2 separate regions of the Mus musculus genome follow, and region 1 is linked to region 2. A link is a contact called in ENCODE Hi-C data. All regions are on one chromosome and are shown on one strand. Each heading gives the region's core, a stretch centred on a gene start or an enhancer-like site at or near the end of the contact. The rest is flanking DNA. Distances are from core to core; before and after follow the strand shown. Region 1 holds the start of Klk1b3 (kallikrein 1-related peptidase b3). Region 2 holds the start of Klk1b27 (kallikrein 1-related peptidase b27).

Region 1 (3,982 bases), core at 374-2,873, 150 kb after region 2:
TCCTTGTCCACCTGCAACCAGAGATCCATTCTATGCAGATAGGGACCAAAAGGTTCTGCTGCACTCCAGCATGATTATGTATCCTTGACGACATACATAAAAGATGGAGTGCATGAATGAACTCACAAGTGGATGAATGCATGGTTCCTCTCTCATACTTTAGAGCAAAGAACAGTGTAGTTTTCAGAAGAACTTGGACACAGAGGCCAAGGACTCAGAGGAGAACTAGGTGGCCAATTGATCACCAGCCCCTCAGTTGCCCATATTAGGACTAGCTTGCCCATATTGGAGCTTACAGGACACACATGCATACACCCAGGTAAAATGTGCTAACTACCATGAGAACTGAAATAGTCTAAATGCTCAATGAGAGGGGATTGGTGTGAAACCTGCAACAGTAACTAAGTGTATAAAGCTAGGTATTTCTCCTTCTCTGTACCAGAACCCATGCTGAATTCTTGATGTTTTAACTTTTGAGACAAAGTCTCCCTATGTTGTTTCACTAGCCAGAATACACTATGTGTACCAGTCTAACCTGGAACTCACAAAGATCCACCAGCCCCTAACACCTAAGTTCTGGGATCAAAGTTATGCACAAAAATATGTAGCCACCAAGCTTAACCCTGAAGCTTCTGGAGGCAAGTGACATTTTCTGTTTGCTGTTTCTTGAGAAAGGGTCTCAAATAAGCCGGGCTGCTCTACTCTCAAAATGTAGCTCAGGATCTAGGAAATGAGGAAGAGAAAGGTCATTGTTATCCCAAAACGGTTCAGGGTGGGTGACACTCCACTGGAATAACCTGAATTTTCATACTTTTGAATAAAAGAGTTGCACCTGCTGTCCTGTAGGCCCTAGGTCATCCTGGATATCTTCCCAGGGATGCGGGTAATGTGTAATCAAGCAATGGTAATGTGTACCATAACTTCTACTCATTATATTTTTGGGGGGTTGTTTTGAGAAAGCTCTACATATTACCCTGACTGTCTTGAAAGTCACTATGTAGATAGATTGGTCTACATCACAGAATACTAGAGCCTAAAATCACACAGATCCACTTGGCTCTGGCTTCAAAATGCTGGTATTAAAGGTGTGAACCACTACACCCAGCTCCCAAACTTCTCATAGGAACAATAAAACCAGTGATCCAGGGTTCCAAGTCCAGAAAAGCAAGCATTTTGACATTCCAAAAAAATGGTTTGTATCTACAGGGAACTAGAACCCATTTTGGCTATCACTGGTGAAAAGATTTTGTTCTAACTGCAACTTTCTGAGAATAATCTAGGTATTGAGGTACAGGAACTTCCTTAGAGCTGTGGGTTGGGCATCACTTGCTCCTCTGCCTTTCAACCCAACTCAACATTGCCCCTGACCTTGTCACCTGGCTAAGTTCCCCAGAACTCGAACAGCTCCAGAAACAGCAGGACCTACCCCACCCAATCGCATCCCTGGGAAGATATCCAGGATGACCTAAGGCCTACAGGACAGCAGGTGCAACGAGGCCCTCCCCTCCCACAGCCAGGAGGGTGCAAGAAGGAAGTACAACTCTGTCAGCAAGAACATAGCTTTGGTCAGCATCTGGGTGGCAACAGGACAGGGGAGGAGTATAAGGGTTTTTAAAGTCTCCCTGAGGTGCCTCAACAGCTCCAAGCTCACTGCCTGCAGCTCCTGGACACCTGTCACCATGTGGTTCCTGATCCTGTTCCTAGCCCTGTCCCTAGGAGGGATTGGTGAGATGAGGGAATGGGAGGGATCACAGCCCTGACTCTCCTGCTGCCTTTGGCCCTGGCCATCCCTTTCCCCTCTCTCCTCACCCCAGCTACATCATGAGCACCACCTGCTCCTCTCTGGCCCTGTACACTGCCAAGTCCCTCACAGTTCTTGCTCCCAGGACAGGCCCTTGTTCCCTCCCACTTTCCAGAACTTTCACCTCTTCCTTAGATAGCTGACCATCTCTGGGCTTCTCCAGTCTTTCTAAGGAACCCAACCTCTTACCGATCTTAGGACATCAGATGTCCCTAGAATTCATTGTTTTTCCTAGAGCCTCATAACACAGCCCCTGAATCAGGGATTGCCTAAATCTCACACTATTGTCACTGGCTATTCACCAGCTGCCATCTTTCAGCTGTGTTCTACACATGATGACAACTGGCCCCCCTCATCTTAGGTTGCCCAATTTCTACCAAAACTATCACTTCTCAAATTGGCTTGTGACAAAAGATGGGTTCCCTTTGTCCTGTGGGGAAAATGTGTATGAACCTTTCCAATGGCTTTTTGGGTTAGTCTGGTTTTGGAGAAGGAGTCAGGTGGTAGACGCCAGAAGTGGACATCAAGTGATCATCAATCACTCACCACCTAGGGCTGCGTCTCTCACTGTATGGAGTTCCTGTTAGGCTATGATGACTATGCAGCAAGCCTCAGGTGAAATCCTCCTGTTTCCACTTCCCCAGCTCTGGGGTTAAAGGCACACAGCATCACACCTGACTTTTTCCCTGGGTTCTGGAAGCTTCAGCACAGGTTCTAACGCTTACATGGCCAATCTTGTAGCAACAAAGCCATCTCCTGCCCAGCTCTTGAGAATAAGTTCTGAGTTAGTGTCTCATGATGTATCCCAGGCTTGACTTCAGTCAATGGCAATCCCTCTGCCTCAGCCTGCTGTGTACTGAGGTTACAGAGAAGTGTGGCTATGCATGGCTTGCCAAGATTTCCTCTGTTTCCAAATGCTGTGCCTTGGCCTGCTCTTCCCCCTCATGCCTCCCTTCCTGCGCAGCAGGCTCCTCTCTCCTCTCATCGGAGCCCCACTGCACAGCTCTAGTTCTAACTCTGTGCAGGACTCCCCAAATACCCCAATGCCTAACCCTAGTACCTCATATCAGCTGGGTCCTCCTCTCTGCCTCACAGTGGTCTGATGTGATCTAATTAAGTTTCCACTCCTGTCCAGAGGCTGCCTCTAAGAGAACCCTGAGCATCTCCAATACCCATATCATTTGTCCACCTCCACAGGAAGCAGAGCCTGTCTGTCACAGACCCTCAGAAATTCCAATTCTCACTGCTCGTCCCATCTCAAACTCCTTTATTAGGGAGCCCCACCCCTCTTAGATGTCATCTCCACCACAGACATGAACAGGAGCAGACACCCTAGCCTTAACCCTGCCCCTTTGATCTATAAACCTTCATTCTCTCCCATCCCAACTGGCCACTTCATACCCAATCCAAGAAAGCCCAAATCAACCCCAAGCTCCCTTTCCTGGATTCATTTATTCATTGAAATCGTTTCCTGAGACCTCACCCTTTCCAGAATTCCCAAAACCCAGACAAGGCTCTGACTTCTTCTCAAGCCTTGGAGACTCTAAATTCCAAATCAGAGGATTCTCATTGGAAAAATGAAATGAATCTCTCTCGCGCGCGCGCGCTCTCGCTCTCACTCTCTCTGTCTTTCTCTGTCTCTCTCATTGCCCTTCCAACCCTTGGTCCAAAACAATAAAGTGGCCTGACATTATACCCAATTCCTGATTGTAGAATTATTTCTGTCCCCACAGATCACCATATACAAGACCAGCCATATACAAGTCCTTTGCCTGGATCCCCTGACAATTTCCCCTGATTAACTGTGTCCTGCAACAGTAAACCTCAATATCTGTGCCAAACCTCCCCTCCCCCACTGCCCCTGTTGCAGATGCTGCACCTCCTGTCCAGTCTCGAATTGTTGGAGGATTTAAATGTGAGAAGAATTCCCAACCCTGGCATGTGGCTGTGTACCGATACACCCAATATTTATGCGGGGGTGTCCTGTTGGACCCCAACTGGGTTCTCACAGCTGCCCACTGCTATGACGAGTGAGTAAGGGTGGAAACAGGAAAGCAGGGTGGCAGCCAGAGAACATGACTCCAGGACAGGCTGGGGTACTAGAGGGCAGGCAGGTGGGACTGGCAGAAAATCTATCCATGATCTCTTTACTCCACCCTCCAGATTTGTGTACCAAGTCCC
Region 2 (4,515 bases), core at 301-2,800:
CAAATTCCAGCATGATTATGTATGCTTGAAGACGTACAAAAAGATCAAGTGCATGGATGTACTCACAAGTGGATGAACGCGTGCTTCCTCTCTTGTCCTTTAGAGCAAAGAATAGTGTAGATTTCAGAAGAACTTGGGCACAGAGGCCTAGGACTCAGAAGAGAACTAGGTGGGCAATTGATCACCAGCTCCTCACTTACCCTGGATTAGGGCTAGCCTGGTCTTCTTGGACCTTACAGGGCACACAGGAATACACCCAGGTCAAATGTGCTAACTGCCATGAGAGCTGAAATAGACTCGATGCTCAACGAGAGGGGATGGGTCTGAAACCTGCAACAGTAAGTAGGTGTCACAGGCTGGGTATTTCCCCTTCTCTGTACCAGAACCCATGCTGACTTCTTGATGTTTTAACGTTTGAGACAAAGTCTCCCTGTGTTGTTTCACTGGCCTGAGTACACTATGTGCACAGTCTAACCTGGACCTCACCAAGATCCACCAGCCCCTGACACCTAAGTTCTGGGATCAAAGGTGTGTACTAAAATATGCAGCTGCCAAGCTGAACCCTCAATGAGGCTCCTGGAGGGAAGTGACATTTTCTGGTTGCTGTTACTTGAGAAAGGGTCTCACAGGGCCCAGGCTGCGCTAACCTCAAAATGTAGATCAGGATCTACGAAATGAGGAAGTGAAATGTCATTGTTATCCCAACTCTATTCAGGGTGGGTGACACTCCCCTGGAATAACCTGAGATTTCATACTTTTGAATAAAAGTGTGATCAGGCCATGGTAATCTGCACCATAACTTCTATTTGTTTATTTTATTTTATTTTATCTTATCTTATTCTATTTTATTTTATTGGTTTGTTTTGAGAAAGCTGTATATATTACCCTGACTGTCTTGAAAGTCAATATGTAGACAAGGTTGGTCTACATCACAGAATACTAGACCCTAAAATCACACAGATCCACCTGGCTGTGGCTTCAAAGTGCTGGTGTTAAAGGTGTGAACCACTACACGCAGCTCCCAAACTTCTCATAGGAACAATAAAATCAGTGACACAGAGTTCAAAGTGCAAAAAGGCAAGAATTTTAGCATTCTCAAAAAAATGATTTGTATCTATAGGGAACTGGCAGCGGTTTTGGACTGGTGAAAAAATCTTGTTCTAATTGCAACTTTCTGAAGACAATCTTGGACATGAGGTACAGGAACTTCCTTAGAGCTGTGGGTTGGGCATCACTTGCTCCTCCATCTGCCTTTCACACCAACTCACCATTGCCCCTGACCTTGCCATCTGGCTAAGGTCCCCGGAACTCCAACAGCCCCAGGAACAGCATGACCTGCCCTACACAATCTCCTCCCTGGGAAGGTATCCAGGGTGACCTAGGGCATATTGTACAGAGGGTACAACAGGGCCCTCCATTTCCCACAGCCAGGAGGGTAGAAGCAGGGAGTCCAAATCTGTAAGCAAGGGCAGTGCTTTGTCAGCATCTGGGTGGCAACAGGATAGGGGAGGGGCTATGGGGAGAATGAGCGTTTTTAAAGTCTCCCGAGGATCCTCAACAGCTCCAAGTTCACTGCCTGTGGAACCTGGACACCTGTTACCATGAGGTTCCTGATCCTGTTCCTTGCCCTGTCCCTAGGAGGGATTGGTGAGATGAGGGAAAGGGAGGGGTCACAGCCCTGACTTTCCTGCTGCCTTTGGCCCTGATCATTCCTTTCCCCTCTCTCCTCACCCCAGCTACATCATGAGCACCACCTGCTCCTCCTTCTCTGCCCTGCACAGTGCCAGGTCCCTCACAGTCCTTGCTCCCAGGACAGATGCCTGTCCACTCCCACTTTCCAGAACTTTCTCCTCTTTCTTAGACACCTGACCATCTCTGTGCTTCTCCAGTCTTTCTAAAGAACCTAACTTCTTACCAAACTTAGAACATTGGATTTCCCTACAGTACATTCTTTTTCCTAGAGCCTCATAACCCAAACCTTGTGTCGGAGGCTTGCCTAAATCCCCCAATAGAACCTTAGGCTGTCCAGCAGCTGCCAGCCTTCATCTGTGTTCACCACCTGATGACAACTGATCCCCCATCTTCCCAAGATGCTCAGTTTCTACCAAAACTTCCTCTTAAACTGGCTTGTAAGGTCAGATGGGTTCCCCCTCCCTTTCTTTTTTTTTTTTTTTTTCCATTTTTTATTAGGTATTTCGCTCATTTACATTTGCAATGCTATACCACCCCCATAGCCACCTCCCTTTCTGGTGTGGAGAGAATGCCCGGGTCACTTCTCACTGGCTTTTTGATTTAGTCTCATTTTTGACACGGGGTCAGTTGACAGACACCAGACTTTGACAAGTGTCTTCATCAATAACTCACAACATTGGCATGGTCTCTCAATGAATGGAGACTTCTGTTAAGGCTAAGATGGCTGTCCAGCAAAACTCAAGGGAATCCTCTTGTTTCCACCTAACCAGCTCTGGGGCTACAGGCACACAGCATCACACCTGACATTTTCCCTGGTTTCTGGATGGTTCAGCTCAGGTCCTAATGCTTGCATGACCAATCGTGTAGCAACCAAGCCATCTCCAGGCCAGCTCTTGGGAATAAGTTCTGAGTTAGTGTCTCATGATGTAGCCCAGGCTTGTCTTCAGTCCATGGCAATCCCTCTGCCTCAGCCTGCTGGGTACTGAGGTTACAGAGAAGTGCAGCTATGCATGACTTGCCAAGATTTCCTCTGTTTCCAAGTGCTGTGCCTTGGCCTGCTCTTCCCCCTCATGCCTCACTCCCTGAGCTGCAGACTCTTATCCTATCTCATCAAAGGCCCAGTGCACAGCTCTAGTTCCCACTCTGTGCAGCACACCCCAAAGACCCCAATATCTAACCCTTGTACCTTACATAATGGGATCCTCCTCTCTACCTCCCAGTGGCCTAACTTGTTTTTACTTCTGTCCAGAGGCTTTAATTCCTTTTATTTATTTATTTATTTATTTATTTATTTGTTTGTTTGTTTGTTTGTTTGTTTTTATTACATATTTTCCTCAATTACATTTCCAATGTTATCCCAAAAGTCCCACTCCTGTCTTGGGGCTGCCTCCAAGAGAACCCTGATCCTATCCAATACCCAGATCACCTGCCCACCTCACAGACCCCCAGAATTTCCTTCTCTCACTGCATGTCCCAGCTCAAAATCCTTTCTTAGGGAGCCCCACCCCTCTTAGATGTCATCCCCACCGCAGACCCTAACAGGAGCCCAAGCCCTAGCCTTGACCCTGCTCCTTTTACCTGGAAATTCCTCAATCTCTCCATCCCAGCTGCCACTTCATTCCCAAACCAAGAAACCCCAAATCAACATCTAGCTCCCTTTCCTGGTTTCATCTATTCATTCAAATCCAATTTTCTGAGGCCTCACATTTCAAGACTTGCCAAAACCCAGCCAAGACCGTGACGACTTCTCAAGCCTTGAAGACTCTAAATTCCATACCAGAGAATTTCATTCTCATTGGACTAAAATTGAAGCTTACCTGCCATCCCTTAACCTAAAACTCTGAACTGGCCTAAATACCCGATTCCTGATTCAAGAGTTCTTTCTATACCCACAGCATAGATCTCCCTTTCCAGGACCAGCCATATATTGGTCCCTTCCCTAGATCCCCTGGCCATTTCCCTTGATCCCAGCAGTGCTTAACTGTGTCCATCAAGGGTTGACCTCCCTACATGTGCCAACTCTCCCCTACCCCTTTGCTCCTGTTGCAGATGCTGCGCCTCCTGTCCAGTCTAGAATAATTGGAGGATTTAAATGTAAGAAGAATTCTCAACCCTGGCATGTGGCTGTGCTCCGCTCCAACAAATATATATGCGGGGGAGTCCTGTTGGACCCCAACTGGGTTCTCACAGCTGCCCACTGCTATGGCAAGTGAGTAAAGGTGGAGACATGAAAGCAGGGTGGCAGCCAGAGATCATGACTCCAGGACAGATTCAATTACTGAAGGGCAGTGGGGTGGGACTGCCTGAAAGTCTATCCTTGACCTCAGGGGTCTCTCTTTACTCCACCCTCCAGGTTTGTGTTCAGAGTCCTATTTCTTTCTTTTATGTCTTTTTATCTCTGTTTCCTGTCTGTATTCAAGTCTGAGTGTCTCTGTGGTCATCTGTCACTGTGTGTCTGACTTGGGACACTAGGAACACCTTTCTGGTTCTGGGTCTCATGTGTTCTCTTATATCACTACAGACCATAGTGGAGAAAAGGCCTAAAGGGCCCCTGAGGATAGAGAGTGCTGTCACTGAGGGTAGGCTGTGAGAGAAGTCCTCACTCTCCTCAGAGCAGCTCTGCCTTTAGGACCTTCTGTCCACTCTGAGGACACACAGAGAAGGGCTGGTCAGAACTGGAGCTGGGTGAGGTAACTGAGTACAGAGAGAGCTGGATGTTGGGGAGAGAGGGGAGAGCTCAGACCTTGGGCTGCAGGCCAGGCCTTACCTGCTGGGGAAGTTCAGCCCTGTCCTAGCTGCACCTGAGCAGCTCTCAGGCCTTCT

The links. A loop is a pair of places that touch in the nucleus more often than their neighbours do.
Region 1: a loop to region 2 is called in a map of Patski, with 3 times the contacts of the local background. The contact joins the promoter of Klk1b3 here to the promoter of Klk1b27 in region 2. A Hi-C loop is called at or near these places in 3 of 37 maps with a recorded cell type or tissue (CH12.LX, Patski and T-helper 2 cell).

What each region holds. Positions count from the first base shown.
Region 1 is chr7:44,196,568-44,200,549 of GRCm38, forward strand. It overlaps Klk1b3 (kallikrein 1-related peptidase b3), which reads left to right and starts at 1,624. Exons shown (of 5, transcript NM_008693.2): 1 at 1,624-1,725; 2 at 3,672-3,831. The coding sequence starts at 1,680.
Region 2 is chr7:44,050,740-44,055,254 of GRCm38, forward strand. It overlaps Klk1b27 (kallikrein 1-related peptidase b27), which reads left to right and starts at 1,551. Exons shown (of 5, transcript NM_020268.3): 1 at 1,551-1,647; 2 at 3,742-3,901. The coding sequence starts at 1,602. It also overlaps a transcript of Klk1b21 not described here.